Linked DNA regions of Homo sapiens: all the other regions are linked to region 7. The links are chromatin contacts, found by Hi-C or POLR2A ChIA-PET in ENCODE. All regions are on one chromosome and are shown on one strand. Each heading gives the region's core, a stretch centred on a gene start or an enhancer-like site at or near the end of the contact. The rest is flanking DNA. Distances are from core to core; before and after follow the strand shown.

Evidence for each region. Hi-C counts contacts between places; a loop is a spot of excess contacts on that map. ChIA-PET counts read pairs that join two places held with the same protein, here RNA polymerase II (POLR2A). Pooled maps may share reads with other maps.
Region 1: a map of naive thymus-derived CD4-positive, alpha-beta T cell shows a loop between it and region 7 (6-fold over the local background). The contact joins the promoter of TGFA here to the promoter of NAGK in region 7. A Hi-C loop is called at or near these places in 1 of 168 maps with a recorded cell type or tissue (naive thymus-derived CD4-positive, alpha-beta T cell).
Region 2: a pooled map shows a loop between it and region 7 (16-fold over the local background). The contact joins the promoter of C2orf42 here to the promoter of NAGK in region 7. A Hi-C loop is called at or near these places in 2 of 37 single-sample maps with no recorded cell type and 11 of 50 pooled maps. POLR2A ChIA-PET finds 5 or more read pairs at or near these places in 1 of 52 experiments (naive thymus-derived CD4-positive, alpha-beta T cell).
Region 3: a map of B cell shows a loop between it and region 7 (9-fold over the local background). The contact joins the promoter of TIA1 here to the promoter of NAGK in region 7. A Hi-C loop is called at or near these places in 4 of 168 maps with a recorded cell type or tissue (B cell, OCI-LY7, endothelial cell of umbilical vein and 1 more), 3 of 37 single-sample maps with no recorded cell type and 15 of 50 pooled maps. POLR2A ChIA-PET finds 5 or more read pairs at or near these places in 3 of 52 experiments (Caco-2, MCF 10A and OCI-LY7).
Region 4: a loop to region 7 is called in a map of OCI-LY7, with 12 times the contacts of the local background. The contact joins the promoter of PCBP1-AS1 here to the promoter of NAGK in region 7. A Hi-C loop is called at or near these places in 1 of 168 maps with a recorded cell type or tissue (OCI-LY7), 5 of 37 single-sample maps with no recorded cell type and 10 of 50 pooled maps. POLR2A ChIA-PET finds 5 or more read pairs at or near these places in 1 of 52 experiments (activated T-cell).
Region 5: a loop to region 7 is called in a map of OCI-LY7, with 6 times the contacts of the local background. The contact joins the promoter of LINC01816 here to the promoter of NAGK in region 7. A Hi-C loop is called at or near these places in 1 of 168 maps with a recorded cell type or tissue (OCI-LY7), 6 of 37 single-sample maps with no recorded cell type and 7 of 50 pooled maps.
Region 6: a loop to region 7 is called in a map of GM12878, with 7 times the contacts of the local background. The contact joins the enhancer-like site here to the promoter of NAGK in region 7. A Hi-C loop is called at or near these places in 1 of 168 maps with a recorded cell type or tissue (GM12878) and 1 of 37 single-sample maps with no recorded cell type. POLR2A ChIA-PET finds 5 or more read pairs at or near these places in 1 of 52 experiments (activated T-cell).

What each region holds. Positions count from the first base shown.
Region 1 is chr2:70,552,543-70,555,242 of GRCh38, forward strand. TGFA (transforming growth factor alpha) reads right to left here and starts at 1,284. Exons shown (of 6, transcript NM_003236.4): 1 at 1,186-1,284. The coding sequence starts at 1,225. LOC124907824 (a long non-coding RNA gene) reads left to right here and starts at 166. Exons shown (of 2, transcript XR_007086906.1): 1 at 166-850. RefSeq lists a silencer at 1,345-1,414.
Region 2 is chr2:70,189,391-70,192,306 of GRCh38, forward strand. It overlaps C2orf42 (chromosome 2 open reading frame 42), which reads right to left and starts at 1,629. Exons shown (of 10, transcript NM_017880.3): 1 at 1,583-1,629. RefSeq lists enhancers at 1,028-1,137, 1,228-1,277, 1,491-2,076, 1,868-1,927, 1,948-2,037.
Region 3 is chr2:70,247,051-70,249,995 of GRCh38, forward strand. TIA1 (TIA1 cytotoxic granule associated RNA binding protein) reads right to left here and starts at 1,578. Exons shown (of 13, transcript NM_022173.4): 1 at 1,355-1,578. The coding sequence starts at 1,380. It overlaps TRG-CCC2-1 (tRNA-Gly (anticodon CCC) 2-1), which reads right to left and starts at 2,011; the gene lies at 1,941-2,011. RefSeq lists enhancers at 344-1,159, 1,160-1,974.
Region 4 is chr2:70,085,667-70,088,366 of GRCh38, forward strand. It overlaps PCBP1-AS1 (PCBP1 antisense RNA 1), which reads right to left and starts at 1,349. Exons shown (of 11, transcript NR_033872.1): 1 at 1,312-1,349. It overlaps PCBP1 (poly(rC) binding protein 1), which reads left to right and starts at 1,811. Exons shown (of 1, transcript NM_006196.4): 1 at 1,811-2,700. The coding sequence starts at 2,078. It also overlaps a transcript of ASPRV1 not described here. RefSeq lists enhancers at 408-547, 688-777, 818-1,027, 2,233-2,700 and silencers at 1,238-1,387, 1,838-1,897.
Region 5 is chr2:70,123,917-70,126,930 of GRCh38, forward strand. LINC01816 (long intergenic non-protein coding RNA 1816) reads right to left here and starts at 1,400. Exons shown (of 2, transcript NR_024444.1): 1 at 1,130-1,400; 2 at 120-509. RefSeq lists an enhancer at 1-694 and a silencer at 1,021-1,315.
Region 6 is chr2:70,107,455-70,110,439 of GRCh38, forward strand. No RefSeq gene overlaps it. Among named protein-coding and RNA genes, the nearest start is that of LINC01816, 16 kb to the right of the region's middle. Within about 2 kb of position 1,442, at least 35 of the 41 ENCODE cell types and tissues checked have a DNase peak (open chromatin) inside an H3K27ac peak, as active enhancers do; they include GM12878, where a contact is called at or near this core.
Region 7 is chr2:71,067,166-71,069,992 of GRCh38, forward strand. NAGK (N-acetylglucosamine kinase) reads left to right here and starts at 1,483. Exons shown (of 10, transcript NM_017567.6): 1 at 1,483-1,547. The coding sequence starts at 1,519. RefSeq lists a silencer at 1,709-1,768.

The sequences.
Region 1 (2,700 bases), core at 34-2,533, 510 kb before region 7:
GTAAGGGTGTAGCTGGGAGCATCCGGTTCCAAGACTGCCTTGTATTTCTCTTACAGGATGCCTCCCCTTCTGCTGCGGTTTTTAATCAGCGTTTCTAGGGCAGGCTTGCAGGCGGGGCCGCGAACCCCCTGTAGTTGTACACGGAGCTGGGTGAGGCTGCGGCTCTGGGCATTTCTGGGGAGGAGTTCCATGGCTTTCCACAGACTCTAACCACCCTGCAGCGAGCCGCATGCTATACGGGTTAAACTCGGGGCATATCGAACGAACAATTCACTTCACGGAAGACTAGCAATAACCAGGACACCTGCGCTATTGATCAGCTATCTCAACACCAGAGAGACCCACCAGCACAAGGGGCAAGAATTGGCCAGGAGGCGCGCGGCGCTGCGCCCTCACCGCGTCCAGACAGACCCTTGAACTTCACCGCCAAAAAACGCACCGCTCCGCAGACCCGACCCGGGAGAGGGGTTTAACTTCCCCTCACCTTTCCCATCCCTCCTTCATTTCCAAGGACATACTCAAAGGAAACTGGCAACACTCGGTCTAGGGTTTCGCTCCTGCCCTCGGCGGACACCGAAACCACTTCTCCCAGGGAAGTTAATTAAAGGAACCATTAATCCGCCCAAAAATCCAAAACCTACCCCCAAAGCTCAAGAGCTCTGAAAAGAGATCGAGGGCGCCTCTGCCGATCTTGAACATCTCTGCTCGTCGCTGGGGCTTAGAGGTGGGCAGGGGGTGCCAAAGGGGCGCAGGCAAGACCCGGCCAGAGGGTTAGACGCCGGCCCCCGTTCCGAGGCGGCCCAGTCTACACGCCAGCGACGCCGGCTGAGCCGGGCTTGGAGGCAGCCAGGTAAGCAGGTAGGTGTAGGCATGTGTCTGAGCAGACACACAGCTGCGGCGGATTAAAGTTCAAGCCCGTTCACACTCCGCTTCCCCTTCCCAGGTGTTCTCACGCACGGCCCAGGCAGCCACTTTCCCGGGGAAGCCTCGGCGCTCGACCGGACAGTCCCCTCTTTGTCATTCTTAATGACTCCCCTTGCCTCCCAGGCGCCAACCCATTGAGACTACTCGCTTCTCTCCACTCTCCCAGGCGGGCGCAGAAACCCCCGGAAAGGGGAACTCGGCGGGGACCGGGGGAAGCAGGGTGTCGCGCGGCGCAGGGGGCGCCGCAGCCGGCGTACGTACCCAGAGCGAACAGGGCGAGCTGTCCAGCCGAGGGGACCATTTTACGGGCGGGCGGGCAGCAGGCTCTCCAGCCTCCTGCCCTACCTGCGGTGCCCGAGTGGCGGAGCGGCGCCGCGGTGCGGGGGAAAAAGACGCAGACTAGGCAGGGCCTGCCCCCGGCGCGGGAGGGCGGAGGGAGGACCGAGCGCCTCTCTGCTGGCACTCGCCCCGCAGCGCTGCCCGCCGGGCGGAAATAGGAAGGCGGCTACCGTCACCTCCTCGCCACTCGGCGACCGGGGCACAGCTGACCCCCCCCTCCCGCCCCGATGGGGGTGCCCCCCTGAGGGCACAGAGGGTGGGGGTTTGGGGTAAGGGGCGGGGACGCTGAGCGCACCGAGCAGGGCGCGGGCTGCTGGGCGGGGCGACCTGGGATCCCAGAGCCTGGCGGCGCGAGCCGGGCACCCGGGCCGACGAAAAGGCAGGAAGCGCCTGACTTCAGACACCACCCCCGACTGCCAGCGCCGTGCGGCAGCGGACTCCAGCGTGCGGGGTCGGCGCCGGCCGCGTAGCCGGATTGTCCTGGGCCGCAGTGGCGGCTTCCAGGCTCTAGGCGGCGGAGCGGAGCCGCCCGGGCACCCGTTACCTACACCGAGGGGCCGCTCCTGGGGCATCTCTGGGGCGGGGAAGGCTGGAGGCTGGGGACGCAGCCAGGAAAGGGACCTGTGAGTTTCGCCGGCCGCTTGCCAAGACTTGGCTCAAGGAAAGTGGTCCCCTGAATCAATGAAGAATTTGTTAAACCAGGTTTCCCACCTGTGCCACAGTTCCCATCAATTCTGGCAACGCCTGCCGCCTTACCTCCCAGGCAGGCCACATCGTTAAGATCAGTCTTCGTACTTCTGGCCTGGGACTGATAAAAAATGGGTCTCTGTGACGAATCTGGTTATATGGCACCACCAGCTGAGGCCAAAAGCCTGCTAGCCTGCCACCAAGTGTACCCCGAAAGAGGGGTGTGTGGGCCCGAGTCACCTGGGTGGTCCTTTCAGGATTTGTGGCTCTGAGGTGGCCCCTGGTGCTGGAATTTGGGGAGGTGGAGGGGATAGAGGGAAGACATTCTGGGCGAAGAGTGGAAGATCCATAGGTTCCTCGGTGACCCTCATGGGGACAGTACACCCGGGAGATTCATGTTCTCCAGGTACCCGGAGCTCACGGACTGACCCTCTTCTCCTGCCTCCTCTGGCCTACGTGCTCCGGGTAGATCCACTTTCCTTGAAGGTGGGGGTGGGGGCTGTTGGGCCTGGGGAATCTTTTGCTGTTTACTTGGGGAGGCTCAGGCTCTCACGGTTGACCTCTGCCCAGTTTGTTTCATGTAAGTAGAGCAACCTAGTTTCAAGAAGGAAGCACCAGGCCATTGGTCTCAACATTTGGGCAGGAAGCACCAGTGTAAATCATTCCTTTCAATAGATTTGTCGGAGCATACTTTGTTCTTTTAGGGTAAATCTTTTCCTTGGTCCACCCCATGCATGTACAAGGCACACA
Region 2 (2,916 bases), core at 379-2,878, 880 kb before region 7:
AGAGAAACTCCATCTCAAAAAAAAAAAAAAAAAAAAAAAAAAATGGGCCGGGCGCGGTGGCTCACGCCTGTAATCCCAGCACTTTGGGAGGCCGAGGCGGGCAGATCACAAGGTCAGGAGATCGAGACCATCCTGGCTAACACAGTGAAACCCTGTCTCTACTAAAAATACAAAAAATTAGCTGGGCGAGGTGGCGGGCGCCTGTAGTCCCAGCTACTAGGGAGGCTGAGGCAGGAGAATGGCGTGAACCCTGGGGGGTGGAGCCTGCAGTGAGCCGAGATCGTGCCACTGCACTCCAGCCTGGGCGACAGCGAGACTCCGTCTCAAAAAAAAAAAAAAAAAAATGGCCTGAGTAGCTGGACGTGGTGGCTCACGCCTGTAATCCCAGCACTTTGGGAGGCTGAGGCGGGAGGATCACTGAGCTCAGGAGTTCAAGACCAGCCTGGGCAACATAGTGAGACCCTGTCTCTTAAAAAAAAAAAAAGATACACTGTGGAGTGAAAAAAGTGCAGCACTTTGTAATATGCTATTCTTGGTTTTACTCTTTTAAAAGAAAAAAAAAAAGACGAGAGATACACATATGTATCTATCTAGACACACACACATACAATGTCTATTGCATCAGAAGAAACGACATGGGATTTGGGAAACAGAAGTTAGGAGGGAGACTTACATCTCACTGTTTGGCAGTATTTGAATTTTAAAACATGTACTAGTATTACTTCCTAGAGACTCTATATCGAAAGCATATACAAACAATTAACACAACTTGTAAAGAACGTGGATTTGAAACCTGAAAGATCTGCTGGGTATTCTCTTCTCAGCAAGTTTACAAATCAGCCTCCTCGGCGGGAGAGTGTCAAGGGACTGGTGTTGGAAGCGTTAACCCGCGATGGGTTTCCATCCAACCACTACCCAGACCTAAATGTTTGGTGGATTCTGTTTCATGCTTGTGAGGCACAGTTAGGGGAAAAGAACAAATGATCATTACGGATAAATAATAAAACTAGCTGAGTACACTGCGTGTTAAATCCTTTCTATGCATGTACTGCCCACACGATCCTGTGAGGTAGATACTATGTTACCCATCTTAGAGATGAGGAAACTGTTACTCAGATTTGACGGAAGCGTCACAGCCAGCAGGTAACTCACAAACGTGGGTTTGTAGTCGGCTGGATGGCTTGCCAAACCACAAGTGGGAGGATGGAGCACATCAGCCCTCAACGGCCTCGGAACAGCGGAGGAAGACCGCCGGGGCCCTGCAGTCAACGGAGCGGCCGCCCGACTCCGGGACGCTCACCTCCCGGCCGGCTTCCGGGATGGGTCTGCAGCGACACACACATATCCCCTGGGACCTGCTTCCCGGCATCCTCCCCGCGCGAGCGCTCACTTCCGGTCCCAAGTAGGCCCAGGCAGAAGCATCACCTCGCCGGCAGCCGCTCCTTGGACATGCTTTCCGCTGGGAACCCGAGCTCTACACCCCTGCCCCACCGCCGCCCCGGTCCTTGCTCAGCACTACCCCCTTACCTGCCCTGCGCACCCCCCGCGAGCCCCGGGGCCCTTAGCTGACGACCGCCCTCACCTCTTCTCTCTTCGCCTGCCGCGGCCTTTTACAAACGGGGCCAAACTGTTCGCTGTAACGACAATCGTTATTGGTCAGAGCCGCCCACGCGCGGCAAGTGGCCGCCCACCTGAGCTCGCGTTGTCTTATGGGAGTTTTAGTTCTCTCCTTCAGAGACCGCTGAGACACTGGGGGAATGCGGTGGTAGAACATACGCCGACCTAGCGGCTGTAAAGCTCAGGCTCTGCCTTGGAGTTGGAGTGCTTCTGGCCTATCTTACTGGGCGCTCACCTCCAAGGCTCGTCTTGACTCCCTTCTGGCCTGAGAGAGTCCTATTTCTGAATAGACTTTTGCTGGTAATTGATGCAAAAATGACTTGAGTTGCTGGACGTGGTGGCTCACGCTTGTAATCCCAGCACTTTGGGAGGCTGAGGCGGAGGATCTCTTGAGGCTAGGAGTTCGAGACCAGCCTGAGCGACATAGCGAGACCCTGTCCTTACAAAAAATGAAAATTAAAAAAAAAATCGCCCGAGATTTTCTACATTATTAGCAGATGTCAGCTGCGAATTTGGAGTTTGTTTGGAGGTTCTTGCCCACCTGAGTATTCACCTCTATCACATGTATGTTTATGACAAGTTAACTTTTTCTCCCTTAAGTACACTTTGAACTACACTTGAACGTTTTCTCTTAAAATGAGATAAAAAAGAGCTTCCTGTATATCTTAGTTCTGGTCCTTGGAATCACGGAATAAATCTAAATGCTCATCGTTCATGATTGAAGATAGCTCCCGAGTGCAATGTGTTCATGGTGAGGCCACTGTGTTGGAAAACCCTGGAATGAGGTTTTCTGCTCTCCTGACCCTAGTCTGGCTACTTACTAGTGGTAGCAGGTTAATTTACTATTGGGAAACCTTAGTCAACTATTTATAAGAGAAGTGGAACGTTCCGGCCGGGCGTCGTGGCTCACGGCTGTAATCCCAGCACTTTGGGAGGCCGAGGCGGGCGGATCACAAGGTCAAGAGATCGAGACCATCCTGGCCAACATGGTGAAACCCTGTCTCTCTACTAATACAAAAAAAAAAAGTTAGCTGGGCGTGGTAGCGCGTGCGGGTAGTCCCAGCTACTCGGGGCACTAAGGCAGGAGAATCGCTTGAACCTGGGAGGCTGAGGTTGCAGTGAGCTGAGATCGCGCCACTGCACTCCAGCCTGGCGACAGAGCGACTCCGTCTAAAAAATAAATAAATAAAATAAAAAAAGAGAAATGGAACATTCCAGGACTAATGTTTGTAGTATTAGTTCTTAAACTGGAAAGAGAGGGAGAGGGACACAATTTTTCCAGAAGACTTTTTAGTTTTC
Region 3 (2,945 bases), core at 328-2,827, 820 kb before region 7:
TGTCATAGCTAAGAGGCAAGAGGGAAGAGATTCCACCAACACCGTGAGGCTAGTAGTTTTTTAGGGAGTATTCATCTACAGATACAATCTTTCCTAAAACAAAGGTCATGCACTAATTGCTACGTCCTACTGAAAAGATACTTTCTGAGCCTCAGGAATAGAGAAAAGAAATTTCAAGGTTACTAACAGATTAACTGACAATCTATTAAGAAAACAAGTGTAACCACATTTCCAATATAGACAAGAAATAGCAACTTAAAAGTGGAAAAATTTTGGAGGTAAAAAAACAATTACATCGTACTTCAGAGCAACTTTATTAGAGAGCTGCAAAGAGAAACCTAAAATTGCATTTTTAATGCATGGAGCTCTCAAACTGCCAGTATTCCAAGAATATAAACAAAAAGCTATGTCATCCAAGAAAAACAAAAAGCTATGTCAAGAACTCATTGAGCTTTTCTTCTTCCGAGAAATGCCAACAAAGGCAGGATCAACTCATCCGATAATACCTCGAAAAACAAAGAACGCAGTTGGGGAAGCCACACGACAAAGAAAATATCCACGCTCCGGTAATTTAACGCTATCTCTAAAAATTCTCTGTAAATATGTTAGGGCATTTACAGCCCGCTCGTTCAACACCATGTCAATCACAACAGTAGTAAACGACTATAAAAATAATATTAAATCCATTTCCCCTCAATTGATATATTCCTTCTGGGTGAGATTTCCAAATCCTTGGGGTGTCTGGTTAGGCTTTTTGGTCGGTGGGTGCTACAGAAGGAAAGCCAGAGGTTAAAGAAAAATGCTTGGCTTTTTTCCAATTGGCAACTGCAAGAATAAAGTTTACTGCACTGAAAATGAGTACAAGCACCCTCGAGGAGGAAAAAAAATCTTATCACCGAGAAGAAAATGAAAGGAAGAATTTCAGTAGGAAATCAAAAGTAAAATTAAAGGGAGACGGCTGTAAAGATAAGAAGAGGTTAATCAAAAAGGGGGAGAAGCGGGAAAAGGAAAGAAAGCATAGGACAAAAGGAAGGTTCGACGAGTTCTAAAAAGAGGTCTGAATTAAAGTCTTTTCTCCAGGTCTAAGACCACAGAGGGCCCGTGGCGAGAGCAAAGGTCATGCAATGGTGTTGCTAAAGTGAAGGGATTAATTGAGAGGGTTGAGCCCCGTCTCCCTTCACCTCGTCCTCACAGATTGGGTCTTGGTTGTAAGCATCCAGGTGCATGCTAAGGAAACAAAAACCACGATATCGCGGTGTCCACGGAGAACAATAGGCTGGGAGCGGCGCAGGGCCGAGGCCTTCCCTCCGGGACGACCACCATCCCGCCTCCCTCATCGCTGCCCCAGACTCACAGAGTCTTGGGCATCTCGTCCTCCATGGCTGCTGCTGTCGCGGCGGCGCCTCCAGGTCCAGCTCCCTGCCCTTCACTACCTCCCAAATCGTTTAAGCGGTTATGGCTACAGGATAGTGGGGTTTCTCGGCTGACCAGAGGTTACTCCGCCTCCTCCTCCGGCGGCAATTACACTAAACCGCCCGGCCCAGCGGGAACAATGAAACCCCAATACAAGATGGCGGCGAGCCGGGAGCCTAGGAGCAGCCAGCAAAGTTACCCGGGCCGCGCAGGCGCAGAATAATCTTGCACTCTCAACCTCCGGGCCGCCCGGCTACACCTTAATCCATAGGTTCACTTGTTGCGCAGCCGCTCTTCCACCCGACGCGAGGGACGCCTCAGACTGCGCAGGCGCAAGTATTAACTACTTCACGATTTGCGTGAACTTTTTTGTCTTCTGGCTGCGGATTCGAGTGTTTCGACCGCGAATTATGAGGGAGTGGAAACCTTCAGGGACAGTAAAAAGCCTAAATCTTTCCTCTTTTGGAAAGATATATAAAGACTCTTCAAGCTATCTGGTTTTTAGCGAGCGAGAAGCAAAACGCCTATGCGCCGCCCGGGAATCGAACCCGGGTCGCAAGAATGGGAATCTTGCATGATACCACTACACCAGCGGCGCTGTTGACATGCCCAGCCGCCACAGTATTTTAGGAGGAAATAGAAGCAGACGTTCTCTCATGTGAAAAGAATTGTCATGTATTATTTATTCATTTAAAAGTAAAAGTTTATTGACAGTCTGTAATCTTCTGTTTTCCAATAACATAAATAATTTATCTTTTCTCATCCCAAACATAGGAATGGATGTTTCAACTTTCTCTGTACAGAAAAAAAATTTCAATTTAAAATGTTTACTTAAGAAATAAGAAAAAAGAAAAAAAGTTTTACTTAAAAAAGTAAGGATTTTATTAAGAATTTGCGTCGTTGGTGCTAGCCAGATTTTTCAGCGCGGGGAGGATATTTCCAGATGCCAGATTTTTATTTATATTTGCATTTCTTCCGTGTATTGATTGCACATTGAAAAGCATTTAAGAAATAGCTGTTTAGGCCGGGGGCAGTGGCTCACGCCTGTTATTCCAGCACTTTGGATGGCTGAGGCGGGCGGATCACCTGAGATCAGGAGTTCGAGACCAGCCTGACCAACATGGCGAAACCCTGTCTCTACTAAAAATACAAAAATTAGCTGGATGTGGTGGTGGGGGCCCGTAATCCCAACTACTCAGGAGGCTGAGGCAGGAGAATCCTTGAATCTGGGAGGTGGAGATTGCAGTGAGCCGAGATCTTGCCATTGCACTCCAGCCTGGGCAACAGAACGAGGATCCGTCTCAAAAAACAAACAAAGAAACAAACAAAAAACCCCAGCTATTTAATGCAAATTGGTCACAAGAATCTTAAAAGTAAACAAGTCAAAAGATACATAAACTTCAGTCCAACTTTAGGAGGCAGAGAAATTAGAGCTCTGAAATGTGATTCAGTATACTCTGTATGCATTTCACATTGCTTATTATATATATATGTCACTAAAGTAATCCTATGTCTAGGAATCTATCCTACAG
Region 4 (2,700 bases), core at 99-2,598, 980 kb before region 7:
CCTCAGAGGACCATGGTAAAAATTAAAGATAGAATACGGTGAACTGCCTTGCATCGGATGTGCTGGCACTGGCCAATGCACAATAAACGCCTGTCCCTTCTAGACTAAAAATGAACACTTAATTGTGGTAAACTATTAATAAGATTCACCGGCCAACTGTCCTATGAAAAAGTCAGAGGCACTGTAGTCTCTTCGTAGCTCTCGTTCTCTCCAGCACAACAGCCCATGCTAGGAAGTCTAGAAAAGCAGTAACTTATCTCATTCCTTAAATTAAACAGAGGTTTCTAAATGCTTTGGTACTGTGGGGACCCAAATTATCCCTTGATACTGCCCCCCTATTATCCACTATTAAGCTTTAAAAAGGCGAGAGATTAAATATTGTGCCCACATTTTACAGTCATTCGCGTTCCCGTTTCAAATTAAAGGGAGGAAAACGCGTTAAAATTAGGCCTCCGACCTTCAGACCAGCCTGTGGGCTTTTTTAAGTCATAAAACTCGCGGAGGTGGAAGGCCCCGGGGAGGAAGAGGGGTGCATTCTAGAGCTTTCGGGCCGACCCCAATTTCTCGTTGGCGACGAATGCTAACCACGTGTCGCCATTTTGTGTTCAGGAAACATGGCGGCCGCCCCAAGGGTAAGGAACAGGGGAGGCGGAGTAGCGCCACGTTAGCCGCTTTCCCTGAGAGATTGTGAAGCACGTTGCGCACGGGGCCCTTTCTGGTCTGGCTTAGCCCAAGGAGGAAGGGGAAAAGGCAGAAATCACAACTCATAGGCCAGCGTCTTGAGCGACACTTCCTCAGCGGGAAGAACCGGCAAAAAAGGCCTTCCAAGATGGCGGGCCCTGACGGGGCCGCCCCCCTTGAGCCTGGCGCAGTGGCTGCGCCCATGGGCCCGAAAAGCAGCCGCGGGAGCCCAGGCCGCGCGGGGAAAGCCGCAGAAACGTCCTGAAGCCCTGGCCGGCAGCCCCTGAACAAACGAGGCCTCCACAGGCGTACACTATTGTTTCTAATGTCGGAAAAGGGTGCCGCGGTGGAAACGACACAAGGGCAGGAGGTGGGGTTTCTGTGGCTTTAACCGAAAGAAACTTGCGAAACGCAAACAAAGCATTATGTAAATGGACGCCATTCTTTTTAGGACCACGTTTCTAGCACGCCCCACAAACAGCAGAGCCGCGATTCGGCAGGCGGCCGTGAGTGGGTTTCGGTCTTTCTGCCCACCGGCCGCCGCCGGGGAGCAGGAGCTGGGGTGGGGGATCCATGCAGGGCGCCCGGACGCCGGGGACGAAAGGGCCCCACGTGCCCGCCCGCGCGCACCCGCTCCGCAGGCCTCGCCTCGCCGCCCCTCCCCCCCGGAAGAGGGCTGCTGCCCCTCCCATCCCCCCACACCCTCGCGCACGCGCTCTGGTCACCTCACGCGCATGTTTTAAACCCGCGGCGTCCCGGCTTGTGCCTGCAGTTTCCGCCGGGGCTGCCCATGTCGTTCCGCGCACGAGCCCCTCATGTAGGGCAGGAAAATAATGTCTATCCCGCATACACAGCACTAGTATTTTCAGTCACCCGCCAGTGCCGTTAGAGTTAATAAAATACGTCATCATTTTAAAACTTTGCCGGACTCACAGCTTCCGCCCATCGTGCGCTTCATTTTCACTACTGCAGTGTCAGAAGGTTTTTTTTTTAAGGACCATGTAAGGGTTGGCGCAATCTTGTGACCTAAAAAAGACGGGTCCTCATTTTTTTTCAAGGGGTCCTGCGCAGCAAGCACTTCCGGGGTCAGAGGGTACGCGGGGTTGAAAGCGGGCTTCCCGCCCCGCCCAGACCGCCGAGGCTGCCGCCGGAGTCGCCACCGCCGCGCCCTCGCCCACCCGCCCGCCCGCCGCTCCCGGCCCCGCTCGCCCCCTCCGCCGCCGCCGCCCGCCCCTGCGACTACGCTGCGGCCTCCCGCCCGCTCCCGCTCGCTCCCGCGGCCCTCGCTCGCCTCGCGCCGGCAGTTTTGGGCCTACACCTCCCCTCCCCCCGCCAGCCGCCAAAGACTTGACCACGTAACGAGCCCAACTCCCCCGAACGCCGCCCGCCGCTCGCCATGGATGCCGGTGTGACTGAAAGTGGACTAAATGTGACTCTCACCATTCGGCTTCTTATGCACGGAAAGGAAGTAGGAAGCATCATTGGGAAGAAAGGGGAGTCGGTTAAGAGGATCCGCGAGGAGAGTGGCGCGCGGATCAACATCTCGGAGGGGAATTGTCCGGAGAGAATCATCACTCTGACCGGCCCCACCAATGCCATCTTTAAGGCTTTCGCTATGATCATCGACAAGCTGGAGGAAGATATCAACAGCTCCATGACCAACAGTACCGCGGCCAGCAGGCCCCCGGTCACCCTGAGGCTGGTGGTGCCGGCCACCCAGTGCGGCTCCCTGATTGGGAAAGGCGGGTGTAAGATCAAAGAGATCCGCGAGAGTACGGGGGCGCAGGTCCAGGTGGCGGGGGATATGCTGCCCAACTCCACCGAGCGGGCCATCACCATCGCTGGCGTGCCGCAGTCTGTCACCGAGTGTGTCAAGCAGATTTGCCTGGTCATGCTGGAGACGCTCTCCCAGTCTCCGCAAGGGAGAGTCATGACCATTCCGTACCAGCCCATGCCGGCCAGCTCCCCAGTCATCTGCGCGGGCGGCCAAGATCGGTGCAGCGACGCTGCGGGCTACCC
Region 5 (3,014 bases), core at 150-2,649, 940 kb before region 7:
CATCATCGTGCCACTGTACTCCAGCCTGGGCGACAGTTCGAGACCTTTTCTCAAAAAAAGAAAAAAAAAAGTTGTTCAAGTTGTGTAGTGCACGGGAGGAAAGAAGTATGACAATAACATAGGACAGCAGCCGGCTCTTTTTTTCATCAGGATGTGGAGAGTGGGCGCCTTGGGAAGACGAAATTGAGTATGTGCGGGGGAGGGGTCATATGAAACAAGGTCGGGAAGGGGGCGGGGAGAGCTGGGGCTCTGGAGGAGCTTGGGGCTCGCGCTGCGGGGGAGGAAGCGCCTTCCGCGGTCGCTGGGGGGAAGTGGTTAGGAGGAAGCACGGGCAGTGGAGGGGACTGCTGGAGGGTCCCATCTGGGAAAGCAGGCACGGATGCGGGGACATTTCCGCCCGTCACCCTGGCAAAGCGCTCGCAGGGCTGGAGGGACAGAGTTCTCAGATCCAAGTAGAGAAAACCGGGAACGGTTCCGGCTCTGGGGACTGACATTCATCGCGGCAGTTTCTGGTGGCAAAACAGAGGAAACAAAGGAATGATGAAATGAACTGAGCTGCCTTCATGCCCCGGATGAATGTTCAGCCATTAGAAAAGAGTGAATCCCAGCTGGGATTTGGGGTTCCACGGTGTACTAGAAAAGCAAAACAAAGAGAAGCGCCTACTAGATGCCATCTTGGAAAACAAAAGCAAACGTGTGTGTGTGTGTGTGTGTGTGTGTGTGTGATGTTACATGGGCATGGGGAAATTACGGAAGTAAATACTAATGCTTGTGGCCGGGCGCGTGGCTGACGCCTGTAATCCCAGCACTTTGGGAGGCCGAGGCGGACGGATCACGAGGTCAGGAGATCGAGACCACGGTGAAACCCCGTCTCTACTAAAAATACAAAAAGTTAGCCGGGCGTAGTGACGGGCGCCTGTAGTCCCAGCTACACGGGAGGCTAAGGCAGGAGAATGGCGTGAACCCGGGAGGCGGAGCTTGCAGTGAGCCGAGATCGCGCCACTGCACTCCAGCCTGGGTGACAGAGCGAGACGCCGTCTCAAAAAAAAAAAAAAAAATACTAATGCTTGTGTAAATTGGGATGGTGGAAAATGAGGAAGAGGGCGGCAGGGGAATCCTTAGTACTTACAGAGAAAACGGAGCAAGTGTACAAGCACGCCAACCCCCCCGGTGCCCAAGCTCGGCGCTCACGCGGCTAGGATGACGCCCGTGGGACGCCCCAGGGGCCCTGCTCGCAGCCACTCTGCTCAGGGTCATTTATAGTCTCTCCGTTCTTTGTTAAATAAAGACGGTGAGACACGGACGGGCTGGAGCCGGCAGGGGTAGTGGAGGGCAGAGGGGACGGGTCGGGGCGCCCCTCGCTCCTGCCACGCTGCCGCCGCCCCAGACAAAGACAGCTGCGTACGGCGGGAGCGCAGGGGCGCCTGCGCGCAGGGCCTAAATCGCCTGTCCCGTCTCCCCCTGACGCCCACACACCCAAGCGGCAGCCCACTCCCCTTCTACCCCGCAGCCATTTGCTTCCCACCCCTTGATTTTCTTTTTTCTTTTCCCCTCCCCTCAGCATCCCCCCAACCTCCTCTGATACACTTTGGCTAATTGTCTAATGAATTTACCTATTCTAGGTATTTCGTATAAGTGGAATCATATAATATTCGTCCTTCTGTGTCGGCTTATTTTGCTTAGTACAAGGTTTTTTATTTTTTATTTTTTTTTCTTTGAGACACGGTCTCGTTCTGTCGCCCAGGCTGGGGCACAGTGGCGCTCAGCTCACTGCAACCTCCACCTCCGGGTTTCAAGTGATCCTCCCACCTCAGCCTCCCAAATAGCTGGGACTACAGGTGCGCTGCCACCACTGCCTAGCTAATTTTTGTATTTTTGGTAGAGACCAGGTTTCGCCATGTTGCCCACGCTGGTCTCCAGCTCCTTAGCTCAAACGATCCTCCTGCCACAGCCTCCCAAAGTGCTGTAATTACAGGCGTGTGAGCCACCATGCCCGGCCACTTAGCATAATCTTTTCAAGGTTCATCCCTGCTGCAGCACGTATGAGAACTTCATTTCTTTTATTGTATTTGTGGTAATATGTACACAACATAAAGCTTATTTTAATCAATTTTTAAGTGTACAGTTTAGTGGCACTAAATAGTCACGTGGTTGTGCACTCACCACCATCATCCATCTCTAGAACTCTTCCATCATCCTAAACTGAAACTCTGTACCCGTGAAACAACTCCCTCATTCCCCTCTACCCAGCTCCTGGCAACCACCATTCTACTTTCTGTCCCTGTGCACTTGGGAGCATCACCTTTCTGGGACATCTGCAACGGTTCTCTGGAGGATTGTCTCCCCTTTTTTAAAAATTTATTTTCTTTTCTTTCTTTCTTTTTTTTTTTTGGTAGAGAAGGGGTTTCACTTCATTGCCCAGGCTGGTGTCCAACTTCTGGGCTCAAGGAATCTGCCTGCCTTGGCTTCCCAAAGTGTTGGGATTACAAGCATGAGCCACTGTGCCCCGCCTGTGGTCTCATTTTGGAGGGCAAGAGGGATAGAGATAGCCATAACCTGGAGAATATTGAGATGTGGACAACAAGGATGACAAAATTTGGTCCTATGAGAAATCATCTGTGAGGAAGAGTGGAGAGAACTGAGCTTGTTCAAGACAGTGAGGTCCTGGGATGATCTCAATTCATGTAAGAAAACCAGGAAGCAAGGAGGTTTCAGTTTATCAACAGATTTAAAAGGCGCAAGCCTTTTGATATAACTAGAGAAGAGAAGACTCAGGTGATCACACAGACTGTCTTCACCCAAGTGAAGGATGATTATGTAGGAAAGTGGATAGAAGATGCTGTCAACAGAAATGTAAACAGAATCATGTTAACAATTTTTCAGTAGGCACTTTTTTTTTTTTTTTTGAGATGGAGTCTTGCTCTGTTGCCCAGGCTGGTGTGCAGTGGTGCGATCTTGGCTCACTGCAGCCTCCTGGGTTCAAGCGATTCTCCTGCCTCAGCCTTCCGGGTGGC
Region 6 (2,985 bases), core at 192-2,691, 960 kb before region 7:
AAGAAGCTTAGCAGGGCCAGGCGGTGGTTCACACCCACAATCCCGGCACTCTGGGAAGCCAAGGCATGAGGATCACTGGAGCCCAGGAGTTCAAGACCAGTGTAGGCAACATGCTGAAATCCTGTCTCTTACAAAAAATACAAAAATTAGCTGAGTGAGGCTGGGTGCGGTGGCTCATGCCTGTAATCTCAGCATTTTGGGAGGCCGAGACAGGCGGATCACTTGAGGTCAAGAGTTCAAAACCAGCCTGACCAACACAGTAAAAATCCATCTCTACTAAAAATACAAAAATACAAAAATTATTGCACCACTGCACTCCATCCTGGGTGAAAGAGTGAGACTCCATCTCAAAAAAAAAAAAAGAAAAGAAAAGAAAAGAAATGAAATTAGCTCAGTGTGGTGGCTGGCGCCTGTAGTCCCAGCTACTCCAGGGGCTGAGGTGGAAGGATTGCTTTAGCCTGGGAGTTCGAGGCTGCAGTGAACCGTGATTGCGCCACTGCCCTCCAGCCTGGGCGACAGAGCGAGACCTTGTCTCAAAAAAAAAAAAAAAGAAGAAGAAGAAGCCACTAAGCTAAGAGGTAGGTACTAAGTTGAAGGGGAGACAGAATGGAGATAAGGATTTGGGTTTTTTAGGTGGTAGTGACACAAGGATGTTCATAAGCTGAAGAAGAAAAGACCAACAAACAGACTAAACATTTGAGAATGAGACAGAGGAAAAAGCATACGGAGCAAAGCACAGAGGTCACAGGGTGTGTGGCCAGCAGTGGTGGGGACGCTGCTAGCTTTCTCTGAAGTGGGAGAAAAGGAGTGTTCCTTTCCCTGCACTTTCTCAACCACACTGACTGAGGAAGGACAGAGGGGGCCCAGAGAGCAGTGGGGGTGTCCAATCACTGTTCTTGGGCCTGGAAACTGTTGGGGCTGTGGACCCCAGAGTACTGAAGGACTGCTGGACGGAGCGTATGGCTCCATCTGAGCCTGTAAATCATAAATCTACCTGGTCAAAGAGTAAAGGCCTCAAAGGTTCTGAGTTAATTGGTCTGGTTTTTGACCTGAGCATCAGAAATTTTTTAAGCTCCCTGAGTGAGTCTAACATGCAGCCATGGTTGAGAACCACTGGGGTTAAGAAGTGAATTGAGACGTATGGAGACTTAAATCTCCAACCCTGGGTGGGAGGACAAGGAGAGGCTCTGCCGCCCTGGCTGGAATAGTGGGGCCCTGTTTGGGTTGTGGACGTCCCTTCAGTCACAGGAGGATGAATTCCTGCCTTGTTCCTTTGGTCGGATCTGAATTCTTCCCCAACCTCCCGCCCTAACTGATAGCATACAGGGCTTCCCAGACAGAGACCATCAGCCCCTAGGGTGGCAGAGAAAGGCCAGGTTCAGGAATGTGACATTAATTATGACAAACAATATGTTCTCCCACTTAAGAACTAAGCCTGGTTGGCTGCGCATGTGCGCGCGCGTGCTTGTGTGTGGGTGTGTGGTGGGGTATGTGTGTGTCCGGGGCTGCCGATTCAACTGAAAAACAAAAGCGGCTCTGAGTCTGAAGCTAAGGTTTAACAAGTGACCAAGATGACTCATGCTGCTTGGCTGCAAAGGCCACAGGGCTGCCACCCCCAGCGGGGCGGGGCCTGGGTGGGAAGAGTCACAGGTACAGAGGCTCCTGTGACATTCACACTCTGCCCCTGCATCGGCTGCCTTTGGGGCCAAATACTTTTGTGAAAATTAAGACAGAAGGCCGGGTGCGGTGGTTCACGCGTGTAATCCCAGCACTTTTGGAGGCCGAGGCAGGCGGATCACGAGGTCAAGAGATGGAGACCATCCTGGCCCACATGGTGAAACCCTGTTTCTACTAAAAATACAAAAATAGGCAGGGCGTGGTGGCTCACGCTTGTAATCCCAGCACTTTGGGAGGCTGAGGCGGGCAGATCACGAGCTCAGGAGATCGAAATCATCCTGGCTAATACGGTGAAACCCCGTCTCTACTAAAAATACAAAAAATTAGCCGGGTGTGGTGGCACGTGCCTGTAGTCTCAGCTACTCAGGAGGCTGAGGCAGGAGAATTGCTTGAACCCAGGAGGTGGAGGTTGCAGTGAGCCAAGACTGCGCCACCTCACTCCAGCCTGGCAACAGAGTGAGACTCCATCTCAAAAAAAAAACAAAAACAAAAACAAAAAGTAACTGGGTGTGGTGGCCCGCACCTATAGTCCCAGCTACTCGGGAGGCTGAGGCAGGAGAATCACTTGAACCCAGGAGGCGGAGGTTGCAGTGAGCCGAGATCGTGCCACTGTACTCCAGACTGGCGACAGAGCCAGACTCCCTCTCAAAAAAAACAAAAAACAAAAAAGAACCAGAAAATGTAACTTTCTTCCTATGGTCATAAATCTGGTGTAAGCAGGCAAGTCAAAGCGATGTTGAAGCCAATGGATCTTGCAAAGGCATGGCAATGTTTGCACAAGGATGGGATATAGTAAGTTAAAATACATTGGCTTTTTCCAAACGGGCTCAAACTGGAAGAGAAGGTCTAAGCAGAGCATGTGCTGCTGTCAGGAGGGTTCCTCAGCAGGAGACAGGGCACCCCAGGGGTGCATATTTAATAAAAACTTACAATATGCAGGTTTTGGGACATGAAGGAAACATTTAACCTGTCCTGTCCAACACGGCAGCCACTTGTCACATGCGGCAGTTGAATACTTGGAATATGGCTAGTCTGAATAAAGATGTAAAACATACGCCGGATTTTAGACTTAGTACAGGGGTGGGAAAGAGTTTAAAATAGCTCAGTATAGGCCGGGCACAGTGGTTCACACCTGTAATCCCAGCACTTTGGGAGGCCAAGGTGGGCAGATCACCTGCAGTCAGGAGTTTGAGACCAGCCTGGCCAACATGGCAAAACCCTGTCTCTAATAAAATTACAAAAATTAGCTGGGAATGGTTGCGGGCGCCTGTACTTCCAGACACTCGGGAGGCTGAGGCAGGAGAATTG
Region 7 (2,827 bases), core at 233-2,732:
TTAAACCTGGGCACTTTCCCTTTTGCTTGCTTGCCTAAACAAGCAATACAAAGACAAACTTAATATTTATACACATACGTCCCATGGCTCATTGCAGTAGTACAGGACAGAAACAATTATTTCAAAATCCACCTACAATCTAGTCTCCAAAAATCCTGCCCAGTTTAATTGCACCACAATCTACTAACTGTAATTCTAAAAATGTGTATGTTGGATAATCTTCCAGCTCTAAAGTGCTGTGAATTAAAAAAATGCCATAGGCAGGCATAAAAAAATCCTACCCTCTATTATATTCTCCATCTGATATAGAATATATGATATATATTCTATAAATGAATACATGATACAGAGTCTATCATGTAGTGATTTACTTTTTACTTTTGTGAATTACAACGTGGTAGGGTAGGAAATGAGAAAGCTTAAAAAGCCTAATTTTCTCACTAAAGCATAACCAGACACAGCAGCCTATTAGGGGTTTCTCCAGAAGATGGCAGGCAGTCAAGGGGGACAGAGTTCGACCCGCGACAGGCCAACTGATTTCCCCAAAAAGATGCCAAGGGCAGCTAACCGCCCTCCTGGCCCGCGAAGCTGCTCCTTGAGGGCCCAAAACTTCCCGGAGGAGCCAGAGGAGGCCCTCAGGAGCCACAGCTCTCCCTGACTTGGCCTGTATTTGCACCCCTAGGGATCCCATTCCCTTTCCCGACGCAGCGCAAGGAAGGGGAGCGGAATGGGGGCTGAAAGGCAATAAAAAACTTGTAAAGCCGTATCTGCTAGTTCTCCCAGTGGGCTATGTCCCTGCAAATATCCTCCACAAGAAGTAAACTGGGTGGGTAGGAAGAGGTGAAGGCTCCCTCCTCAGGGCTGCCGGGACCGCCTCGAGGGCTTGTCTGTTTAGGTCCCAATTCCTCCCGGATCCGTACATTCACACGAGCGCAGGGCAACAATCTGAGCGAGTGTTCGTGTGTGCCCGTGTGACTCGCCATCGCGTGGCAGATGTTCAGTAGAACATTACAGTAATTTCTGTTACAGGTCCATGGGCGCAGGTCCCTGAGCCCACAGCTTCGCGGGGGTCTGGCCGAGCATGCGTCACAACCTACGCGGCCAAGAGCAGTGCGCACGCGCAACCTAACGCGGGACTGCCAGCAACTTCCGGGCGTTTACAGGCAGGCAGGTCAGTGATGTGTCCTAAGGGTCCGACCGACCTAGATACCCCTCTTTGATTCCTCCTCTTGGGATTAGTGTCCATCTCTGGAAGCAGGATCCAGGAGGACGGGAGGGGCCGCTGCGGACCGCAGTCGCTCCACCTGGAGGAGACACCAGAAGGAAGACAGCCTGAGGGACGCAGCCATCCCCGGCTCCTACCGGCGCCCCGCCCCGCGCATGCGCACGCGCACAGGGAGTCAGCTGGCTGCGCGGGAGGTCACGGGAAGTGGGGCGGTGCCCAGACAGCTGGAGGGAAGGAGGTGTCAGGCGGGGAGAGACGCAAACGGCGGGACCAGCAGCGACGGTAGCAGCAGCATGGCCGCGATCTATGGGGGTGTAGAGGGGTGAGTGCGGCCCGGCGGAGGGAGCCTGGGCCCGAAGGCGGGGCGGAAGGCCGTGGCCAGCCTGGCAAGCTGGTGGCCTTGATCCTCGGCGTCCGGGCACTTTGGGCGGCGGGACCTTGCGGTGAAGAGGTGTGTGCACGCGCAGGGGCGCCCTGGAGCGCACAGCTGTATGCCTTACGGGGACTCTGCCTGTGCAACAGCCACACCCCGGGTTGGGGATCCTTTGTGTTTCTTGGCGGAACCACGCCCCTTTCTTCCACGAAACACCCACTCCGCTGTCTTCAGCTGGAGAAGCAGCTCCTTTTTCCTATTCCTGACCTCGGACAGAGTTTTGCAGAACAGGTGTCAGGTGTGAAATTGCTGAGCGCGGGCAGGGTGGGGAGTGGGAGTGGGGAGAAGCGGGACAAAGATCTTGGCTGAGGTTATCCGGGAGCTGGAGCAGCTGCGAGCCAGAGTACTAGGTTGTCCTGATGTCTGAAAACCGCTCCATCCCTGTTGGCCTTCCATGCTGCTTTCACTAGATTGCATTTTTCTGCTCAGAAGCTTGTTTACTGAACTTTTTGTAATAGCTCTGCCCCTGGGTATGACCATGGACAAGATATTTACCCTCCCTGGGCTACAGTTACCGTATGTGCAAAGTGAGGATAGGGATAAATAAGATCGCTATGTCCCTGCCAGTGGCAACATTCTGTGAATCTGAGTTTGTCAAATCAGGGAATAATGGGGGTCGCTGGCCTCTCAGCCAGGGCACTGTACTTTCGAATCTGTGATTGTTTTCACTTCTCTGGCAGCCACACCCCACTGCTGATTCACAGACCCCAAAGTCTTTTCACATGAATTGTTAGGAATGATCTTTCCCATCCTGTATTTGTAGCACTTAAAAAAAACAGTATAGGAGTCTGCATTCATCCTTGTTATAGTCATCTGTAAGATATGACCCGTTTCTTCCAGTTCGTCAAGACATGCTTTTGGATGTGGAATCTGCCACCTCATGTATTAACTACCCCCTTGAAATTTCATGTCCTCTTTGAGTTTGATGAGCGGTCTTCAGTGTCTTCTTCTGCCATTCCTAAAAGTAATGATCAATAAAGAAACATATATCCCATCACCACAGATCTCCCTGTGAACTACTGTGACCCCCAGTAATCAACATTTGAAGGTTTAGTTGCTTAAGTATGTATGAAGTCACCCTGCCATCTGGTCAGCATTTCTAGCAAAGGTGTCTTGAAGACCTTGGCAGCTGGATCTTGAAATGCAGTCTTTAGCTATTGTGAGGGAAG